Regions from separate parts of the Homo sapiens genome. Here region 2 is linked to region 1. The links are chromatin loops, found by intact Hi-C in ENCODE. Cell type or tissue: heart right ventricle. All regions are shown on one strand. Links, peaks and the distances in the headings refer to the core of each region. The heading gives the core; the rest is flanking DNA. Region 1 overlaps GNG12-AS1 (GNG12, DIRAS3 and WLS antisense RNA 1). Region 2 overlaps GNG12-AS1 (GNG12, DIRAS3 and WLS antisense RNA 1).

What was found. Peaks named below come from ENCODE experiments on the same cell type or tissue, not always from the same donor. Only the 100,000 strongest peaks of a DNase experiment are listed, where the experiment ranks them.
Region 2: a loop joins it to region 1, with 2.6 times the contacts of the local background. A loop is called at or near these places in 2 of 110 quality-filtered maps.

What each region holds. Positions count from the first base shown.
Region 1 is chr1:67,942,251-67,953,530 of GRCh38, forward strand. The region is part of intron 1 of GNG12-AS1 (GNG12, DIRAS3 and WLS antisense RNA 1); the gene reads left to right. Among named protein-coding and RNA genes, the nearest start is that of DIRAS3, 100 kb to the right of the region's middle. In heart right ventricle, for the core only: no CTCF peak of the experiment used is centred there; a DNase peak (open chromatin) is centred at 5,014; H3K27ac peaks cover 2,258 bases.
Region 2 is chr1:68,011,081-68,022,360 of GRCh38, forward strand. All of the region lies in intron 1 of GNG12-AS1 (GNG12, DIRAS3 and WLS antisense RNA 1), which reads left to right. Among named protein-coding and RNA genes, the nearest start is that of DIRAS3, 34 kb to the right of the region's middle. In heart right ventricle, for the core only: no CTCF peak of the experiment used is centred there; no DNase peak of the experiment used is centred there.

The sequences.
Region 1 (11,280 bases), core at 1,467-9,466:
GACCAGTGAGATAATGGACTTCAAGCACCTCTTACAGTGCCTAGTTCTTAGTGTTTGCTTAAGTGAAGGTAGGTGTTATTCATAGTATTAATGACCAGAAATGTGTTATAGGACCTTTGGAAAACCATCATAGCCCTCTGGGCCTCAGATCCCCAAGTGGAAACTGAAAGTATGGCCCTAAACAACTTCTAAGCTCTGATATTTAAGATGATGAAATATCTTGCAGGTTTATTCTCCATTCCAATGTTTAAAAAGCCTCCTGCCAATTTCCTGTTTTCCCCACCCCTGACACACACACACACACACACACACACACACCACATACACACAAAAAATCCTATTTCCATCCTCATTCTGATGACTTTATTTTTAACAGCTTTATTGAAGTATACTTGACAACAAAAAACTGCATGTATTTTACATATTTGACATATGTATAAACCTATAAAAGCATCACCATAATTTTGATAATGAGGATCTTGCTATCCCTGCAGGTTTCTTGTGACCCCTTTGTAATAGTCTCTCCCATCTCTCCCCACTCCTCAGTTAATAGATTGTTGTGATGTGCTCATATTTGTCATTTTTGTTGTCCAACATTTGCAGAGACATGGGTTCCATAGGGCAGGACTATGTATATTTTGCTTATTGTTGTATCCCTAGCAACTGTACAATACAAGAAAACAGAGGTTGCTCAACAAATATTTGTTAAATAAATGAATAACCCCTCTGTTCCTTTACTTTTGATGCAGTGATACTTTAGCTTTTTTCTCTGTCTGCTGTGGTGATCAATGCCTAGACAGGAGGGAGCTCTAGGGGCTGGCATGGTTGGGAAAGTTTCACAAAGGGAGAAAATTGCTTTGAGGCTCTGATGATGAAAAGGGTTTGTTGAGGAAGGCAAAGCTAATGGCTTAAGCACAGGCCAGGAAGGAATCTGGGAAAGATGCAAAAGTAAGGATTGGATCAGAGGTAATATAGTGACTGACATAGCTGACAAGTGGCAAGGATTAGACCCCTGGAAGTGAGGGAAACTGAAGCCTTTCTGAAATAGGAAAACAAAAATAAAAACAAAGCAAGAGCTGCTGGTACCTTGGCTGGGAGTCATAAGATATTAGAATTGGCATGGAGATTCAAGATTAGACAAATACCCTTATAATGCAAATGGAAAAGATGAAGTCCAGAGAAGTGAAATGAATTTCTCCAGGTCCCATAGTAGACTAGTGGGAGAATCAGGAAGAATCCAGTTTCTTATTGCCCACTGGGCTTCATTCATTCATCTTTTAATGCTTATTTATTTAATTAATTGATTGAGCTCTGACAATATGCAAGTACTATGCTAGGCACTGGGATTACAGAGATCAAACATCGTTTCTGGGCTGGGCATGGTAGCTCATGCCTGGAATCCCAGCACTTTGGGAGGCCGAGGCAGGCGGATCACTTGAGGTCAGAAGTTCGAGACCTGACTAGCCAACATGGTAAAGCTCCAGCTCTACTAAAAATACAAAAGTTAGCCAGGCTTGGCGGCGCACACCTGTAATCCCAGCTACTTGGGAGGCTGAGGCAGGAGAATTGCTTGAACTTGGGAGGCGGAGGTTGCAGTGAGCCGAGATCATGCCACTGCACTCCAGCCTGGGCCACAGAGTGAGACTCCATCTCAAAAACAACAACAACAACAAAACTATATATAGTTCCTTTGAATGAGCTCATGATGTAGTGAAAAAAGGGTTAATTATACACTGTTTAAAATACAATGCGATTGATAATCATAGGTAGAGCCCAATGTTTTCGTGAGGAACCATGGATTCACCAAGAAGGTCTTCTCAGGGAGGGATGTCTGAACTGTGTTGCAGGGTGAATAGGAAGGAACAACAAGTAGTAGAGAGAGAACATTTAGAGCATTAGAAAGAGCACATGCCAAGAAACCCAAAATACATTGGAGAACTTCCACTGATTCAAGATGATAGCAGGCCGCCGGGTGTGGTGTCTCAAGCCTGTAATATCAGCACTTTAGGCGGGCAGATCATCTGAGGTCAGGAGTTTGCGATCAGCCTGGCCAACCTGGTGAAACCCTGTCTCTGCTAAAATACAAAAAAAAAATAGCTTGGTGTGGTGGCGGGCACCTGTAATCCCAACTACTCAGGAGGCTGAGGCAGGAGAATCGCTGGAACCCAGCAGGTGGAGGCTGCAGTCAGCCGAGATTGCCTCATTGCACTCCAGCCTGGAGGTTGCAGTGGGCCGAGATCCCGCCACTGCACTCCAGCCTGGGTGACAGAGTGAGACTCTGTCTCAAAAAAAAAAAAAAAAAAAAAAAAAGATGATGATGGAGGGGAGGCTGAGTACAGTCTAGCCATGAAGGGCCCTATACATTAAGGAGTTTGACCTTTTCTCTTAAAGCCATGGAAAATCTTTGAAGGATTTTGCTTGAGGGCTATGATGGGATTTGCCTTTAAGGAAGTTTGCTGGTTCAGGAGCATGAGGAAGAGTGGAGGCAGTCATGCTGGAAGTTGGGGGAGAGAGGTGGTGGAATCATACCTCCATGGAATGATCTTTCTGAAATGCACATCTGACCAGTCACTTCCCTGTTTAAATTTTCCAGCAGCTCCCTGTTCTCTATAAAAGCCAGTCCAATCTGGGGCTTGACCCACAAGCCATTTCATAATCCTAGCCTCACTGACTTTTCTAGAATTTTCTACTGCTTCTTACCCATGGCCTCCTTCCCTATGCCCCCTTATCCTAAGACCCAGCTCTACTGCTATTTACTGTTCTACTAAAGTACCAAGACTTTTTAGTCTTCCATGCCTTTGCACTTGCTCTTCCCTCTTTCTAGAATGATCACATCTGTCTTTTCTGCTGGCAGAACCTTCTTATTGCCTTCTCCAAGGCTCCATTCAAGTGTCTTCTCCCCTGAGAAGCCCCTTCTGACTGCGTTAGGAAGATTTCACCACTGTTTAGGTAATGTTCCCATTTAATCTAGTTTCTGTCTTAGTAAAAAGCATTTGCAATGCTATAGTGTAATTGTGTACATGTCAACTTATTAGATTGGAAGCTTCTTGAGGTCAAGGATATTTTCATCTCTGGAATCCCCAAGCTTCCTGGGCTTTACCCCCAGGCCAGTGAATGGGTCTCTGGGGTGCCTAGGCATCTGAATTTTTAACAAGTGCCCCTCAAATGATTGAAGGAAGGGACCAGGACCTGATGGGTATTATAGGAGGACACCCATATAAGATCCTGACTCTCCCCGCCCCATCTGAATTCTGTCCCACCAAAATTCATACATTGAAGTGTCAACCTCTGAGTACCCCAGCATTTGACTATATTTGGATAGGACCTTTCAAGAGGTGATTAAGTTGAAATGAAATCTTTAGGGTGGGCTCCAATTCAACCTGACAGGTGTTCTTATAATAAGAGAAAATGTGGACACATACAAAGAGACACCAGGGTTGCACCCATAAATGAAAGACCATATGAGGACACAGTGAGAAGGCAGCCATGTGAAGGCCGGGGAGAAAGGCCACAGAAGGAACCAACCCTGCCAACAATTTGATCTTGGATTTTCCAGCCTCCAGAACTATAGGAAAAGAAATTGCAGTTGTTTAAGGTACCCAGTCTGTGGTACTTTATCATAGCAGCCCTGGCGAACTAATACACCATTGCAGCTCTGTCCCACAGGCTGGAATGCTTGGGATTTGCTCTGTATCTGCTCAAGACAGTCATTTTCTGATACACAGTGGGAGTTATTAGTTTCCTCAAGATGTGTTGCTTATAAGGGAATTCGTTTTGAGAGACATATCTAGGACTGCTGGGCTGCAGAGAGAGTGAGGGTACTTTAGCCATTCAGTCATGCATTTTCTCCTCCTCCCCAGCTACACTCAGAGGATATAAAAAAACCATCTGGCAGATGAGGGCCCTGGCGGTTACCATGGTGAGGCAGAGCAGAGCCGGGGAGACTGGGGTATGTATCGCTGTCCCTGACACTTGAGCCCAGTGAAATGTCAGCCTGGCTTGCGTTCATTTTGGATAATATTTTTATCTGACTTTTTTTCCCCCAGCTAAGTTATTTAAAAGACTTGTGTAGGTCCAGTTCTGATCACTGGATGTTTTCACCTACAGAAAAAGCTCTTTGAGAATAAGGACTAAATGCCTTCCTATTTTATTCCCTCTTTCTGGCGTCTTGTCTACCCCTCCCGCTATCCCCCACATTCCCTGCAGAATTAAACCAGTGTCTATTACTGAGTTGATATTCAAGAAGTATTTGATAGGTTGAGTTGAATTAATTAACCTTTGGAGAAACTCTTGTTTTCATGTTTGCTTCTGATTTTTAAAGCCACTGACAATTACCTTCACTGGGAGTGTCTAGTTAATTCAAGTGGCAAGTTCCAGTATGTGATATATAGCTGCCATCAGGGTTGAGACCTGTGAGCAAGGTGCAGGGGTGCCAGGAATTTAGTACAAGACAAAACCTGAGTGTCAGGGCTCTATACTCAGTTGGACTTGGGTTTGAATTCTGGGTCTGTTGTCAACTCCTTATGTGACATGGGGACAGAGACTTCATTTCCCTGGCCTCCTTCATTGTCTTCAAAATGGGGATCCTAATCATACCTGCTTCCTGGGGTGCCTGTGAGGCTTAATAGAGATAGTGTGACTAAAGCTTTGTATCTGGCATCAATGAGTGGTCCATAAACTATAGCCATTATTGTAATACTATTAAAAGTTTTTATTTCAGTTCTGCCCTTAATTCTGTGAATTTTGGTACTTGTTTCCCAATCTCTAACATTTCTGGAAATGTTCTGTCTCAGTAAGGTAATGTCTGGGGGCAGGTGTGGACAGCCACAGACCTCTACCTCCTCTCAGGCCATCCATAGGTTCTCTTCGATAATCATAGGGTGTCTGAGGCTTCTAGTGGCAGAAATGTCTGGGGAGGGCGATTGGCTGAGCATGGAGAGGTTTCCGAGGGTAGGAACCTGACAGCCAGGAGAGGACCAACTCAGACCAGCTTGGCCCAGACTCAGGAGGCTGCAGCCGCCAGCAGGGCTGTGTAGGGAGGGTGGCCTCATTGGCATGCAGTACCCAGGCTCTAGGAAGTATGAGCCCGTCAGGGGGTAGCGAACAGCAACGGGTGTTGTGGAAACAGCTGGCTTTGCCCCACTGTGATTCTAGTCCACTTTTTCTTTCCTTCCTTTTATTCTAAATCTTAAAGAGAACTACCATATGATCCAACAGTTTCACTACTGGGTAAATAACCAAAGGAAATGAAACTAGCATATTGAAGAGATATCTGCCTCCTCATGTCTCTTGCAGCACTATTCACAATAGCCAAGATATGAAATCAACTGAAATGTCCATCAACAGCAATCCTTATCCTGTTTTCTCCCCTTATGTTTATTTCCAAAAGAGCAAAGGCTTGACTGCAGCTTCGTGTAATTGCTTCTAAATCATAATGGATCTATTTTCCTTTTTGCCAAGATTGAACCATGGTAAATTTGTAATGATTTACTTACAAATAGAGCCACAGGATTGATTATAATTCAAGCTCTTTCATTCTTTAGCTATGTGGCCTTAAGCAAGTTACTAATTTTTGCATTGTCTGTGAGCCTTGATTTTTTCCTGCCAAACCTCATTCCTCCAGTCTTTTGCATCTCCAAAAAAGGTGCCACCATCAATCTATTTGCTCAAGTAAGAAGCCTAGGTACCATTTTGAATTCCTTTCTTCCTTACTCCAACTACCATCCAATTCACTAGCGATTCTTACTGATTCCACCACTGAAATACAGGATATCTCAAAACCATGTAGTTCTCCCGCCTCCACCATCACCTGGAAGAGGCCACCAGCATCTCTTGCCTTAACTTTAACACCCTCCTCACCAGTTGCTTGCTACTGTCTTTGTCCTTCCTCCACTTATAATATGTCTATCTCAATGCCAGCCAGAGTGATCTTGTTAGAATGTAAATTAGACTATGGACTGCCTCTGCTTACAATCCTTCAACCTTTCCACTGCATTCAGAAAAAAATCCAAACTCCTTGTCACGGTCTATGTATCTCTGCTGACCTTTGCAGCTTCTTTCTTGTCCATTCCCTTCTTTGCTTTCTACATTCCTGGCATGTGAGTTGTCTCACATTTTCCCAGATGTTTCTAGTTTCTATTGCCTCAGAGTCCTTACACACTCCAATTCCTCTGCCTGCATCAGTGGACCATCCACTTTTCACATTCAAGGGTCTTTCTTATACTTCAGGGCTCTGCTTAAAATTTACCTCCCAGAAAGACCTTTCTCCATTTCCCCCATGCAATCCAGAGTAGGGCCCCTTCTCCTCCCCCGGCTTTTCTCTATATTTGTGACCAGTTAGTTTCCCTTAGAGCACCTATCCCCATTTGTCATCGTTCTCTGTTGTTTTTTTGTTTGTGCTTTCCAGTGGAATATGACCCTAATGAACTACAGACCCTGCTGAGTGCCTACTGGAATGACTGCAAATACATAGGAGGTGTCCAGTAAAAGAAAAGAAAAGGAAAGGAAAGAAAAGAAAAGCCTCTTAGCTTCCTTTCCTTAACCTAACAGATTTAAACCTTCCCTGCCTTCCTTTGGTTGAGCTTCACCACATACCTTTAGACTTGCTTTAAGGAATACATTCCTGCTAAAGAGATTCATTGAATTTCTACCATGTGTCAAGCATGGTGCTAATAAATGTGATAAATCTGGAAGGAGAAGGCATTCTGGTATAGCAGAGAGAGGAGCTTGGCTTAGGAGTCTGAAAGACCCGGATACTGCCAGCTCCTCTCAACCAGCACACCACTGGTAAAATGTTACTTTTCTTGGCCTCATCCCCTCAAAAACAAAATCCAAATCTTAGATGTCCTGCTTACAGGTCCCCACAGGAACATTCCCATACCCTAACATTTATCATAGTAAGTAATAATCTGCTTACCCTTCTTTATTTTCTACTAAACTCTCGAGGATTATTCATCTTGCTCACTATCTCCCTCACCCCCTTTTACACATGCTGTATTGGAAGGCTTAAAATTTCTGGAGCTGCCTTGAAATCTTTGAGCCTCACAGAGTCCTGGAGGCCTAACTTTGTGTCCCCCTCCTCTTGTCAGATGTGCCCCTTGCCCTGCACCCAGTAGGGAAGATTCTTCTATCAGCCAGCTCAGTTGCATTAACCTGGCCCTCAACCTAAAATAACAGGTTTCACCTCCCTACCAGCCCATGGAATTATTCAAACAACAAAGTACACCCTCCCACAGGAATCAGGGGCCACCTCACCCCCTTGTCACAACACAGCCTGCCTCCCAAAGCCCTGTTTGTTCATTCTGTTGAGTATAACCCCTGTGTGGTCCTGCAGGGTATGCAGTGCCTTCTACCCCAGGCTGTCAGTATATGTGACTAATGAACTGCTGTCAATCGCATGGGTCCAACGTCAGGTGTTGTGTGCTTGGCTATTCTCAGAGTCTTAGGGCAACACTCCCTCTTTCACCAGCGGGGCAAAGAGGAGGCAACAAAACACTCATATCCTCACATGCCTGCACTAACATACACACAACAAGAAGTATGATAGTGATGTAGGCAAAAAATAGTAACCCCCATAGGTTTGCAGATGAAACAGACTCCTGTTACAAAAGGCAGCTTAACAAGAGAAAAACAACTAGAAGCTTATTAACATTCATATGTCACATATATGTGAGAGATACCCAGAGAATGAGTAGTTCTTGAAGAAGTGGCTTTGAATTCCAGCTTAAGTAGCATTTTCAAAAAACAGTACATTTTTAGAGAAGTGACAAGACAAAGGAAAAGGGCTTTGAATCTCTACAGCTGGCAATGTGCGGAAAGGTAAACAAATGGCAGATAAAGGCTGGTTTGTAAAGCTTGTTAATATAAATCCCTCCGGTATCATTTCCAGGTGGTGAAGGTCTAAAGCTGTCTTCAGTGGTTAACCTGTGTTCACCCTGGTGGAGAGGGGACAAGGTATCTTTTGCCTTTGTAAATCTATGTTTTGCTTTTAAGCAAGTGGAGGGAGGGCAGAGAGCTCTATCATCCTGGAGGAAGCATCTGACAGACTCCTGCCTTGGGATGACACACTCTTAGCCACAGCTTTCAAAGCCCTCCTGAGTCCTCGACAGACACTGCAAATTGATCATGGTACTCTTTCCTGCTGCACCTGGACTTTGCCCCAGAATCATTCTCCACTTGCTGAATGTAGTCATAAGAGATAAAGCCTATTTCTCACTCGGCCCCAAACTTCCCGTGATCAGTGTCCTGTGATGAAGGAAACTCTGCGGCTTATAACTACATTTGTAGCGCTCAGCTCTGCATCCCACTCCCAGTACCGGGGCTCAGATCATCCAAGCTTCTTACTGGAGAAGAATCTCACTCTAGGAAATTTTTAATGTTTTCAATGTCATTGGTCATACATCTCAATTTTTCCGTACCTTAATGGCTTCTTTCACAGACTCTCAGCAATGCCATACCATCTTTCTGTTCCTCTGCTGGTTCTAAACTGGGTTAGACTCACATGGAAACAAGCAAATATAATTGTAAATTCATAATTATGTGATGTGGTAGAGAGAACTCAAGGTTTACAGTCAAGGTAGACTTCCCTGCCTCATCCTTGTTGAGCTGTGTGACTGCAGGCAAATCATTTGTACATCTCTATATCTTGGTTTTCTCATTTGCCAAGTGAGGACAATAATAATATCTGTCCTCCCAATATCATGTATCATTACATATGTAACATTAATATAACATATAATGTTACAAAGTAGCATAAATGAATAACATTTAAAAAGTTAAACCTCCAAGGTGTTTAAAAGCAGCATACGGGTATTTCTTGCCACTGCAAGAAAAAATCTGCCACTTTTCTCCAGGGTGGCTGAATAAATAGGGCAGCTTTTCCAGAGAGGCAGCCATAGTAGACATTCCATTATGCTACTGCATATTCAACTAGAGTATAAAATGTGAGCCCTCAGCCTGGAGGTGTTAATGAGTTGCCACTTAGAAGGACCAGGGAAGCAAATTAAGTGCATATGCATAAAGCAGTCAGAACTGCCAGCCCTCCATGCTGTCTGGAAACTGAGCTGCTCAGGCCCTCATCCTCTGTTCATCTCATCCCCTGATTTAGCAGCTGTAGTTGGTGGACCAGGTTCATGTGAATAAGACCATTGGCTTTTCTGCCTCCACTTCCCAGAACCATCTCACTCCAGACCCTGTCTAAACTAGTGAAGTTGAACACATCCAGTACTTGGGCTCATCATCAGAGAGATGGAGGTGGGTTGGTCACCAAGAGGTAGGATGCCCACTTCATTGTTGCTGAAAAACATGCTTTAAAAGCTTCCTAAGATTAATGATAGTTACTTTTCTCTTTTAAGTTATTTTTTCCTATATGGTTTCTGTTTTCTACAAATTCCCTGTTTCACTGTTGATTAGTTTTGGTCTGCATCATTTAGGTAGAGTCTTTCTTCAAGTATCTGCCAATCTTGGGCTGTCAGCATGTATTTAAGAGAAGGATATTAAAAAGCCAACCAGAGACTTGAAAGAGCATGAGTGGGGCTGGGGGCTTCATGGCAGAAGGGTCACAATCAGCAACATCAGTATCTCTGTGTCTTTTCTCTTTGACTGGTTAGGTTACTCAAAGAAGGCTGTTCTTTGAGTCTCCCATCCCCAGCTCCATATCTAGCCTGGAGACTGCCAGCCTTCTGAGGACCTGGTGGAGAAGGGAATAAGGAGTCCTTAGAATTCAATATGTAGATTTTCATCAAACCTTACTGTTTCCAGTACATTATCCCTGCCCTACACCCAGAATGGGGGCTAGATGGCCACCAATCCAGAGTCCATTTGGTTCACTGTCTCCAGAGAGTCAGTTTCTGTATTCTGTTTCAAGGAAAGGGGCACTTGTCAGCTTTGAGAAGCAATAGAGGTTATCCAGGAGTCTAAGTGCACTGTAAATAGATTTCCAACCGATCTTGTGGTTTTCAGCCCCCACTTCTGTCCCATCTCCTCACACTTTCACAGATCCCTGATGCTGCCAATTATGGAGTCCTGGATCTCTAAGGTCCCTATCAGCTTGCTTTTGGCCTCCCTCACTGCTGGCTGAGGATTCAATGTTCTGAGGTTGCTGAGTCAGTTGCCCTTTATCCTTTTGTCTTCCAGCTTCAAAGATTTTTTTTTTTTTGCTTTTTTTTCCCTCTCATGTTCTCAAAGGTTTATACCTTTAAAAGAAAATCCCTTTCAAAATATTTTTAATGGGACTGAAGGATCAGAAGAAAGACACATGTGTTCAATCTACCATCATTAACCAAAAGAGAGAAAATACCAACACAAAAAAAAGACATAGAGCACATGTGACGTGTGTATCTTGGCAAGATGCTGCTGCCAGGGATTCAGAGCCAAAAGGAGAGCCCAGGTTTCTTATATCACCTGTTTTCCTTAATGCAATCCCACAAAGTAGTACTATTTTCCATATTTATTAAGAAGGAACAAGTAATAATAAGAATTAGTATTATTGACTCTCTAGTATGACCAGCTGTATGTCTTTTAGGGCTTCCCTACAAAATACCACTGACTGAGTGGGCCTTAACAACAGAAATTTATTTTCTCACAGTTTTGGAGGTTCAAAGTCCAAGATCAAGGTGTTGACAAGCTTGGTTTCTCTTGAGGCCTCTCTCTTTGGCTTGCAGACGGCCATCTTCTACTGTGTCTTCATATGATCTTTTCTTGGTGCACAAGTATTTCTGGTGGTTCTCCTTCTGATAAGGACAGCAGTCATACTGGATTGGGGTCTCACCCATGTGATCTAATTTAACCTTAATTACTCCCTTAAAGACCTTAACTCCAAGTACAGTCAAATTCTGAGGTATAGGGGGTTAAAGACTCTAACATATGAATTTTGGGCAACACACAATTCAGTCCAGAACTAATCTGGTCATTTTATTTCCATTTCTTCATTTATTTCTCACAATCAGCCGAGGGTTAAGTATTATTATTATTATTATTGTTATTATTATATATGAGGAAACTTCTGTTTAGAGAACTTAACTAACTCTTAGACTGCACAGCTAGAAAGAGATTATGTATTTTGTTTTCTATTGCTGCTGCAACAAATTATCACAGTCTTAGTGGCTTAAAATTACACAAGTGTATTATCTTACAGTTATGTAGTTCAGAAGTCTGAAATGGGTCTTACTGGGCTAAAGTCAAGGGGCCAGAAGGCCGCATTCCTCTCTGAAGGCCCTCAGGAACAATCTGTCTCCTTGCCCTTTCCAGCTTCTAGAGATTGCTCGTGTTTCTTGACTCAAG
Region 2 (11,280 bases), core at 1,932-9,931, 69 kb after region 1:
GGCAACTCTAAACTTTGGGACAAAGGACAATCTCCAACTACCGCTGACCTTGGACTGCTAAGTTTCAAGGGCAAGATACATAGAAAATGAACCTGAACAAATGGTTTCTTTTCATTATCAGCTGTGATTTGAACCTAATTTCTCTGTAGAGCTCTTAGTCCCAATGAGCAGAACTGGGAAAATGTTAAGGACTCTCTTTGCACTTTTAGCTTAAGGTCTAGGCTAGGAAATGCCTCAGAAGACAAATGAAGCCTCCCTTCCCCTGATCCCCTATGTTGTGGTACCCTTGTGGTGTCTACTTGACCTTCCCAGGACATGGATACCCCTTCCTTAGCCTCATGAGAGAAGAGATATTTCCAAAGCCAAATGTAGAAGACAAAAAAGGGAAAGCTGAAGATCTAACATTCAGATTCCAGGGTTGTTTTTTTTTTAAATCATTTTCCTTATCACACTGAAATCTCTGCTCCAACCCTGAGCCTCTATCCTCCTTGGTCTTGATCCAAATCAGTACTTTAGTGCTCCACAGAGACGGAGTCGGGGCGATGGAGGGGGTAGTCTTGGCCTCTCTCTAGAGGCTGCCTTTCCCCCAAACCCTCTCTAACTGTAACTAAATCTGTTTGCTTGTATTAGTGGAGAAATTGAGTTTCAGAAATCATTATGCAGTTCATGTGGGTGCTAACATTTAGGTAAGCTGCCTGACAGCAGAGCTATAACAAATCATTGCTTATTGCTATGCTGCTCTGTAGAGTCCTGAGAGAAAGAGTCTATAGGCTGCTGTGTGTCCTTGGGGCAGCCAGAGCCACAGCTTTTGCCTTTCAGTGGCTTTGTGCAGGTTGCTGTCAATTTTTTTAGAGGGACCCCTCTGTTCACCACCAAACCCAGCCCAACCCCCTTCTGTGAAGTCTTCACCGCCCCCATTGCTGCTCCCCCAGCAAAAGTATAATGAATCACCTCCCTCCTCTGCCATTGCTCTAATAGCACTCTTTTATTATTGTGCTTCAAGCATGATTGTTTTCATTCTTTACTGAGCTACTGTCTGCTTAACACTAGATAGGTTATTTAAGCCTTAAAAGAGATTCTCTCTGCCCTCACAAAAGTCCACAGTCTTTAGCATGACTCATCTGCCAGCCTCATCTTGTACCATGCCTCCCTCACTCTCTGTTAACTTAACTTCAGGCAATGGGGAGCCAGGGAATGTTTCAAAGCAGAGGAGAAACCCAATCATGTTTGTGCTTTTTCCAGATGACTCTGGTGGTAATGGAGGATGCAATAGTTGGGAGGAAGACCGGAGTCTAAGTTACTGTAAAGTGGTTCTTATCATGTGAAAGATGATGAGGTTGGATCCAGCACGGGGGCAGTCAGAATAGAGAATACATATACTTTGATTCTAATATGTTTAGTATTTTTCATGTAAAAAATGCCACTTAGATCTCTTAATCAGCAAAACAGGAAAGGAATTGCTGTGTATGGATGAAATGAGATAGGGGATGAACAGCACCTGGCATGAAGCCTGGCGCATAGTCGGTGCTCAGGAACTGCTTCTTGTCTGCTCCCTTCCACCTGCAGCAGGCACAGCTCTGGGCTCTCATCCTTCTTCTGGAGGAGAGAAGAAGGGAGAAAAGCGATGTGGCAGCAAACCAGGGCAGCGACCTCATCAGTTACAGGTGAAAAAGATGGACCTAAATTGTTCGAGCAAATGAATGAATGGCCTTACTGCTCTTGCAGACCAGTGGTATATCTATTCATCCAAGATTCAGATTTTAACTAGGAACAGCAGGAGGATAAGTTTCTACAGTAAAGACAGTTGTTAGAATTCACAGAGCAGAGAAGCTCTTTAAGAGACAAGATTCCTGATAGTCTTTTCACGAGGAAGAAGAATATTGATTACAAGAGAAGGTTCTATGTGTGTTAGGCCCTATGCCCTCTCCTGCCTCAGGAGAGGAGAGGATGCCCTGTGAGCATCAGTTCCATTTGGTGATCTTTTTCATTTCTCCCTGTTTCCTTCATTCATGGCTGCTTCAAGCCAGGACAAGGCAAAATAAAGAAATTCTGACCTTCAGCAACTTCTTTATGCTCTCAGAATCTGCTTTTTCAATCTGTAGTTTAGAAATAATCATATTTGCCCCACAAAGTTTTTGTTAGAATTGAGGCAGAGGAAAAGAAGCTCTGCAACATTATATATCCACCTTAAATCCATGCATTGGCTACAGAGGTTCCTCCAAAAACACTGAACAGGTTGCTTAACTTAAAATATAATTTTATATATATATATAAAATATATATATAAAAGGAAATTGCTAAATCAAAATGAAAAAAAAAAAAGAAAAGGGCTTCTCACTGCCCTTAAAAAAGTCAGCAGTCGACAGCATAACTCATCTGCCAGCCTCATCTTTTACCATGCCTCCCTGGCTGTCTGTGCTTTGGCTGTATTGGCCTTTGTCATTTGTGAGAGATGCCATGCTCTTGCCAGCCTAGGCCTTTGCACATACTGTACCCATGCCTGGCACATTCTTGCCTCTTCTCTCCACCTGACCATCTCTTATCCCTCTTTTAGAATTGATATGGTTTGGCTTTGTGTCCCCACCCAAATCTCATCTCAAATTGTAATCGCCGGTGTTGAGAGAGAGACCTAGTGGGAGGTGGTTGGATCATGGCGGCAGTTTCCCCCATGCTGTTATTGTGATAGTGAGTGGGTGAGTTCTCATGAGATCCGTTGGTTTTACAAGGGGCTCTTCCCCCTTCACTCTCTTTTGACTGCTGCATGTAAGATATGCCTGCTTCCCCTTCTGCCATGATTGTAAGTTTCCTGAGGCCTCCCCAGCCATGCAGAACCGTGAGTCAGTTAAACCTCCTTTCTTTATAAATTACCCAGTCTCTGGCAGTTCTCTATAGCAGTGTGAAAATGGGCTAATACAAGGATCCAGGTTAAATTCACTTCAGTCATTTAAATCACAAATATTTATTGAGTGCCTACTATGTGCCAGGCACTTTTCTAGACAATGGGGAAAGTAGCAAATAGGAAGGCAAAGTCCTATGAATCTCGTATTCTAGCACTGGGGAGACAGAGGGAAAACAAGCAGGCAATGAAGGAACAAGATAATGCTTTAACGGTGGTATTGAGAGGCAATACAAGGGTAATCAGATGGGTCAGGCCAGGCTCTCTGGAGGGTGGTGGTTGGGTGGGAGAGGGTGGTATACATTAGATTAGATCACTTCTTAGTGATATGAGCTGTGAGCTGAAAGATTAAAAAAGGATACTCCCAAGAGAGGTAGCAGCAAATACAATGGCCTGAGGCAGAGATGAGCTTTGTACAGTCAAAGGGAAAAAAGGTCATGGTTCCTAGAACACTGTGATGGAGTTAGAGAAGCATAAGATAAATCAAAGAGGTGGGTGGAGCAGAACATCTAGGGCCTTCTAGGCCATGGGTCAGGGCTCAGATATTAAGTCTAAATGGAAGCTATTGGAGCATTTTAATTTACACTTACATTTAAAAAATATTACCCTGGATGCTAAATGGAGAATGCCTGGTAGAAATGACAGGGAGAAATCACAGGGTGGCAGGGAGAGGGAGAGGGAGTTAGGAGGAGTGGCAAAAACTTTTGGATGATCTGTACAGGATGCAATGTGGAGATATTGGTGACTCAGATGATACTACCCTTGAGGGGTTAATATCAATATCTTCATCTGGTAGATAAGGGAATTGAAGAGAAGTGGGGTACACTTTGGAATTAAATCCTATAGATCTTGTTCATGGATTGGGTGGTAAAGGTGAAGAAAGGAGATGAGACAATAGGAAGAGCAAGGAAGGAAAACACGCTGGGGAGAAATGAAGATTTTGGCATCTGCTATATTAAATTACTTTCTTATGGAAGACTTCCCTGATCCCCAGTCCTGGTTAGAGCTTTACATTGGTTGCTCCCAGAGCAATGTGTAGCTCTCCTTTGTAACACTCCAAACATTTTATCATTTGTCATTATTTGTTCCTTCACTAGACCTGATGGGAGGAACCCACCTTTCTTGTTTAATGCTATCTCTCCAGTGCTTTGCACAGTACCTGGCATGTAATTATAATATAATATAACAAAACATATTATTATAATAATCTGACATCTAATATAATAATATTAATAACAAACAACACTTAAAGAGTAGTTTCTCTGTGTCAGGTCCTATTCTGAGTGCTTTACAGGTGATTTTCACAGCAGTCCCCTGAAATGGGTACTGTTATGTTTGACAGATATGCAAACTGAGGCACAGAGAGAGTAAGTAAACTTGACCAAGGTCACACAGCTAGCAAATGCCAATAAGTGAATATTTTACAAACGATACATTGTTTATAGTTCACACCACCACAGTGAGGTATGTTTTTGTGTTCCTATTTTAGGTTTGAGCAAAGTGAGACATAAATCTGTTTGAGGTGTTGATACTGGGAAGTAGGGTTGGCAGGATTTGAACTGTCCAGAGACAGGCTCACTCAGTTTGTGAATGTTGAGAGCGTTCACTGTGGGGCCAAGCTGACTCAGTCTGAAATGTGTCCCTGCCACTTACTAGCTAGGCATGTGAGACTTTGGCTGAATTAAATGCTTTGTACTTCAGTTTCTTCATCTGTAAATTGACACTATTAACAGTGCTTGTCTTCAGGAGGACTGGATGTAATATTTGAAGAGCCCTTAGAATACATGTAGACTTTATGGAAAGGACCTACAGTTTGCCTATAGATAAAGCCAAGGAAGGAAGGTCCACTGCTCCCCAAGTCTTCTCCACGGGTCATTCATCCTGGATTAAGATGTTAGAACTAAACAATCATTGTGGTTACGGTTGACACTCATCTAATTCACTGCCTCCGTTCATTATATAGATAAATAAGCTGGGGCGTGCTGCGAGGGTAAGTGAATGAGATGGGACAAAATCCTGGGGAGCCTCCCGGAAAAACATGATACCTTCTGTATGTTCGAGGTTTCATAAAGATGAGTTATATAATCTCCAGAGCTAGAAAATCAGGCAGGCCCTTTTTGTGATTGAAAGAAAAACCTTCCTAATCATTTCTAAGACAAGCTCTCAATTTTCTTTGATTTGGGAATCAAAGAGAACAGGGAATATTATGCTCTTCACTGATGTTCTATTTTTTTTCCTTCTGCCAATCAAAAAGGAGGCCTAGGCAGCGTTGATTTTTTTTTTCTTTTACTCTTTCTTCCAGACCTCTGGTGGAGGTGTTAATAAAAAGTGAATCAGTCAAATCCCAGCTTATCAGGAGGAGACAGAAAAGGGATAAAAATTCAGGGTAGTCAAGCGCCACATAATAGGGATTACCTATTTTGAAGCTAATTTGACAATAAGGTGTCTGAAAAGCCAGTCTTCCCATTTCTTTAAAGTGCTTTGTCTGAGTTGTATGCCTTTCTGTCAGGCAGTGAACTAACTCAATGACGTCAGACTTCGTTTCTACTTCCAAAACATAAGTGGTAACTTACCCAGTCCCTGGTCCACTGAGCAAATCTGGCTTCAAAAAGAAACTGTCCTGATCTGACACAATCCAAGTCAAAATATTTGAAACCCTATTTGAAACTGTGGTCTGGCATAATCCACATGATTCAGGGCTAGGTTCTCATAAACTGACTCAAAAAACATGCAATCTTCTGGTAGAACTTTTGCCCAGGGCTGGTAAACATGCAAATTATTGCAGTCTTTTCAGAAAGTAATTTGGAAAAACAGATCAAGAAGGTTTAAAAGGCTCATATCTTTTAACCCAGGCTTGAGAAAATATTCAGAGACAGGACTGAGTTTTATACACAGGTTCTTCCTTGAAGCACTATTTGCAACTACAAAAACAAAACAGGAATCAAAGAAAATATCCAATAATTAACAAATTGCTTACATCATATTTCAATCATTCCAATATGTGTTTTCTTAAAAGAAATGTTTAGTGGCATGTGGAAAACATTCCCAACATGCACAAAGAGAGAGAAAACCCAGGGTTACAAATTACAAATAATATGATTTTAATTTTTTAAATCAATCCCATCCATCCATCCATCCATCCATCCATCCATCCATCCATCCATTTGTCCATTCTTTATCTCTTTATCTATCTAGGGGATATAGGCCTAGAAAAATAACTGAAAATAAATAAATATGTTAACAGTAATTATCCCAGTATATTGGCCTCTTTAGTATTTTTCATCTTTGCACTTTTCCATATTTTCCAAATTTCCTGTGGTGACCATGTCCTACTTTATAATAAGGAAAAGAATGATAAAGACTATCATTTACAGAAACAAGACAGCCCTTATCTCTTCTTTGAACTGCAAAAACACCTAACAACATATTCTCCTTCTCCTTCAATTTGTGTGCTACACGAGCTGCCATATTGATTTTTCTGAACCATTCTTTTTATTATAACATCCTTTCCCTTAAAGATTCTCTGGCTCCTCACTGCTTATATAAATAATTGTTAAACTACTTAACCTGGCTTTCCCGGCCTTCAGAAATCTGGTCCTGTTATACCATCTGTGGATTTTTATTAGTATTTTTTCTCCTTAAATCTCCATTCAACAGATATTTATGAAGCACCAGCTCTGTGCTAGGCTGGCTTTTCTCCTCACCTCCCAAATTCTCCACAAGTGGCCTCTTCCCTGGCCCAGCCTCATGTGCTCCCACCTGTAAGTCTCTGTTCCTTGGCATGCTCCTTATTGCACCCATTGCAAAAGATGCAATGTGTGTGCACCATCCTCTCAGAGACTTCTGTTTATCCACCCAACTTGGGCACATGCTCTAGGGACTTAGGCAAGTGCCTTAATCCCTCATTGCCTTCATCTTCCCATTTGTATAATGGAAACTACAGTGGCAATATGTAATCTATTCATTTGTTGTGAAGATCCAAAGAGCTGATATATGTAAAATGCTTAGGACAGTGTCTGGCACAATGTAAAAGCTCAAGAAACATTTCTTATTTGTCTTGTAACTTCCTTCAAGGTAGGATCCTAGTCTCATTCCAATTTACAACTCCCATGGAACCTAACCACCTTGCTCTGTCTCTAGTTGGATACTGAAGAAATTCTTGTTGAGTAATGTATGAATGAATGGCAGCTGCTATAGACTGAAGGTTTATGTCTCTCCCCACTATTCATATATTAACACCGAATCCCCAATGTGATGGCATTTAGAGTGGAGACTTTGGGAGGTGATTGGGTCCTGAGGGTATAATCCCTCATAATAGGATCAGTGTTCTGTAGGAAACAGCCCAGAGAGCTCCCTAACCCCTTCTACTGTGTGAGGATGCAGCAAAATGGCCATCTATGAACCAGGAAGCAGGCCCTCACCAGACACTGAATCTGTCAGAGTCTTGATCATGGACTTCCCAGCCTCCAGAACTATGAGAAGTAAATTTCTGTTGTTTATAAGCCACCCTGTCTATGGTATTGTTATAGAAGCCTGGATGGACTAAGACAAAATTTATATGAGCTTTTACTGACCATGTATATCCCTTCTCCTTTTGGACACTCTGTCCCTGACTATAAACCGTACCCATATCATTCATCACTTGTGTGGTCAATGTTGGTGCTATTCATTGTGATTATGGTCAAACCCTCTGCTGTAGCTGTACAACTTGGCATCAGATTTCTTCTGTTCCTGAAGCATTGTGGTGGTAGATGCTTAATAATCTTGCTCACAGATTTCTATACTGTTCCCATTTTTCCATAGCAAGTTGCAGAATAGCTACCTTATGTTTTCCAACCTTAATTTTCTTGGCCACAAGCCTGAAGGAAATTACATTAAGTCTTTCACTTTAAGCCCATGCATTGCATTATCCCAGATGAATGCACTAATTCATTTGAAAATTAGAGAAAAATAGACAAATGATGGTATAAAAAAAAAAGTAACTGATTTATTTAGGGACCACTATTTGCCAGGTTCTGCAATAATCCCTTTCATACAGTTATCCTGTTAAAAATGTGAAACACATTTAGAAGCTGTGTGACCACAGTCAAATCAAGTTGTTCCCTCTAAGCTTTGGCTTGAGCTTTCCCAGGCTGTACTATTGCCTGCCCAAATGCCGCTTCTGTTTTCTGCCCCATCTGTCAACAGTCTTCTAGAAAATTCTATTTACAAATAAAAAGTAGAGTTAATTATTTCCTATTTCAAACCTATTCTTCCTTCTATGTCCCTGCCATCCATTCAGCTGCCCAAGTCAGAAACTTAGGAGTCACCCACCCACCTTTCCTACCCCCACATGACTGCCCTGACTACAATTCAGGCCACTTTCATGTCTCATCTGCTTTAGGGCAACAACCTCCTAATTGGTCCCCCTTTCATAACCCCTTCTTGGCTGATCTAATCTACTTTTCTCATTGTAGCCATGATCTTTGCAAAATAAAAAAGTGGCCCTGTCACTCTCTGGCTTTTAAGCCCTCAACAGCTCTTCATGAACTCCATAAGATATCATCTAGCCCCTGCTTCTCTCTCAAGTTTTATCTTTTCAACCCATCAGTTTTTCGGTTATATACTTTGAATTTTATGTGCTACATGAGAGGTTCTCAAAGTGTGGTTGTAGGACCAATGGGGTTTCCGTGCCCTGTCAAGGAGTCTTAGGTCGAAACTATTTTCATAATAATACTAACATATCATTTGCTTTATTCACTTTCATTTTCTCATGAGTTTATGGTGGAATTTTCCAAAAGCTACATGATGTGTGCTATTGTAACAGATGGAATGCAAAAGTAGATATGAGAACCCAGCTAACTGTCTTTGATTAAGCCAGACATTACAGAGATTTGCAAAGATGTAAATCTATACCAGCTTCTCACTATTTTTTTTTGAAAAATATACTTGTTTTTTATAAAAGATATTTTTGTTAGCACATAATGCATAATGGGTTTATTATTATTTTAAATTAATAAATATACAGATTTAAAAATGTTTACAGTTTCAACATTTAATATGGTAAATACCAAGAAATATATCCCACATGAACAAAATATTTTGAGGGTGCTTAATAATTTTTAATATTACAAAGGGGTCCCAAGACTAGAAAGTTTCAGAACCACTACTCTAGCAGTGGAACCATTCAGAGCACCCCAGAATATGTTCTGTCACTTTCTCTCCCAGCCCACTCAGTGCTTCTCCATCACCATAATGGTTTCTCTCTGCTTCTTCTCTGTCTGCTGAATTCTCCTGCACAAGAGTCACCACTTAGTGAAAGCATTCCTTTGAGCTTTACAAGAGTAGCTACAAGGCTGACTTTTGCTGAAGGCCTCTTGTATGCTAAGCAAATAATTGCTTTACCTGCATTTTCTCCTCCTTTTTTTTTTTTTTTTTTTTTTTTTTTTTTTTTTTTTTGAGACAGGGTCTCACTCTGCCTCCTGGACTGGAGTGCAGTGGCACAATCTTGGCTCACCACAACCTCTGCCTCCCAGGCTCAAGCAATTCTCCTGCCTCAGCCTCCTGAGTAGCTGGGATTACAGACACGTGCCACCATGACCGGCTAATTTTTGTATTTTTAGTAGAGACGGGGTTTCACCATGTTGGCCAGGCTGGTCTTGTACTCCTGACCTCAAATGATCCACCCACCTTGGCTTCCCAAAGTGTTGAGATTACAGGTGTAAAACATCATGCCTGGCCCACTTTTTTTGTTTTGTTTTGTTTTGTTTTTTTGAGATGGAGTCTTCCTCTGTCCCCTAGGCTGGAGTGCAGTGGTGCGATCTCGGCTCACTGCAACCTCTATCTCCCGGTTTCAAGCAATTCTCCTGCCTTAGCCTCCCAAGTAGCTGGGATTACAGGCACGTGCCACCACACCTGGCTAACTTTTTTGTATTTTTAGTGGAGATGAGTTTTTGCCATGTTGGCCAGGCTGGTCTTGAACTCCTGACCTCAGGTGTTCCGCCCACCTCAGCCTCCCAAAGTGCTGGGATTACAGGCATGAGCCACCGCACCTGGCCTTCTCCTTTAAGTTAGGCTGAGGCAAGGCCAGGGAGGGTCAGGGAGGAGGAAAGATAACATCAGTTCTAGTCTAGACCTAAGAAAACTTAGGCTCAGAGAGGTTTAGAAGCTGCTCAGGTCACAGAGCTAGTGAGTGGCACAGTTGATTTGAATTCATCCTCTTCCCACTCAGTGGTTCTTATAGTTCTATGTGCTATGGTGTGCTGGTGAATAATAAACAACTGGCTCTCCAATAGGACAAAGCCCTCATTAGTAGTGTTTGGCAATTTCCATGGTGTAAATGCTCCTGCAGTGGCCAGTTTCAGGCCGCCAACATGACATCATTGAACAGAGAGATCAAAAGGGGTGTGCAGTCGTCCACATCATAGAGCATTTTCACCACACACATAAAAATGATGAAAAACTCAAGAGCACAGGTAATAGTTAAGTGTGGTAAAGTAATTGGGAATTACAGTGATGAATTCTGAGTATTTTGAATTTGAGCATATTTGTTTTAAATATAATTTCTGTAATTATAAGTTGATCTAATCTACTTGTTTATAATTGTTAATAATTGCGTGTTTAGCAACCAACTTGCATAATTCCCAAATATGTAACAATTGACTCTTGGACCTCAGAATTAACTTTCAACCTTTGGACATCACAGATGTTTGAGCCCTCTTCCAAACCTACTGAAGCCACCTCTCCATGCTGGTGTCCAGGCAGCTGTGTTTTTACCAAGCCCTCCAATCTCATCTCATCATGCACACAGAGAGTCATTTGTTCATTCTTCCCTCATTCACCAAGTCAGCACACATTGACTAAAGGCCTACATTATGTCAGATACTGTTTCAAGGTGCCTACCTCATGGTCCACATTCCTACCAGACGGTATCCTCATTTAGAGCAGGGATGGAGCCTATCTCCCAGAGCTTGGTGCAGAGTCTAATGCATCATACAAACTTAATAAATGTTTTTGCTGGAACAAAATAATAACAAGAAGCCAGGTTTTGCCTGGCTCAGCTCCAATCAGCCCAAATCTCTGGGATTGGAGAGCATAAGCATCAAATGTGGGTTGGCATGAGATAGGTTTGGGTTTGAGTCTGATTCTTGGACAAGTAAGTTAGTCTACTACTTTTCCATTTCCTCTGCTGTAAAAATACTAATACCCACTTTAGAGGGCGGTTGTAGGAATTACACACAATCATGTTTTTATCGCATCCTTAGCAAAGTGTCCTGGTCACATTATCTGAAGAGCATCCTTGGCCACTCTTGGTTCCTTCATCCTGTGTTATTTTTCTTCATTATGCTTATCATTGTTTGATGTTATAGTATGTATGTATGCATGTCTGATATTTAGGTATTTTA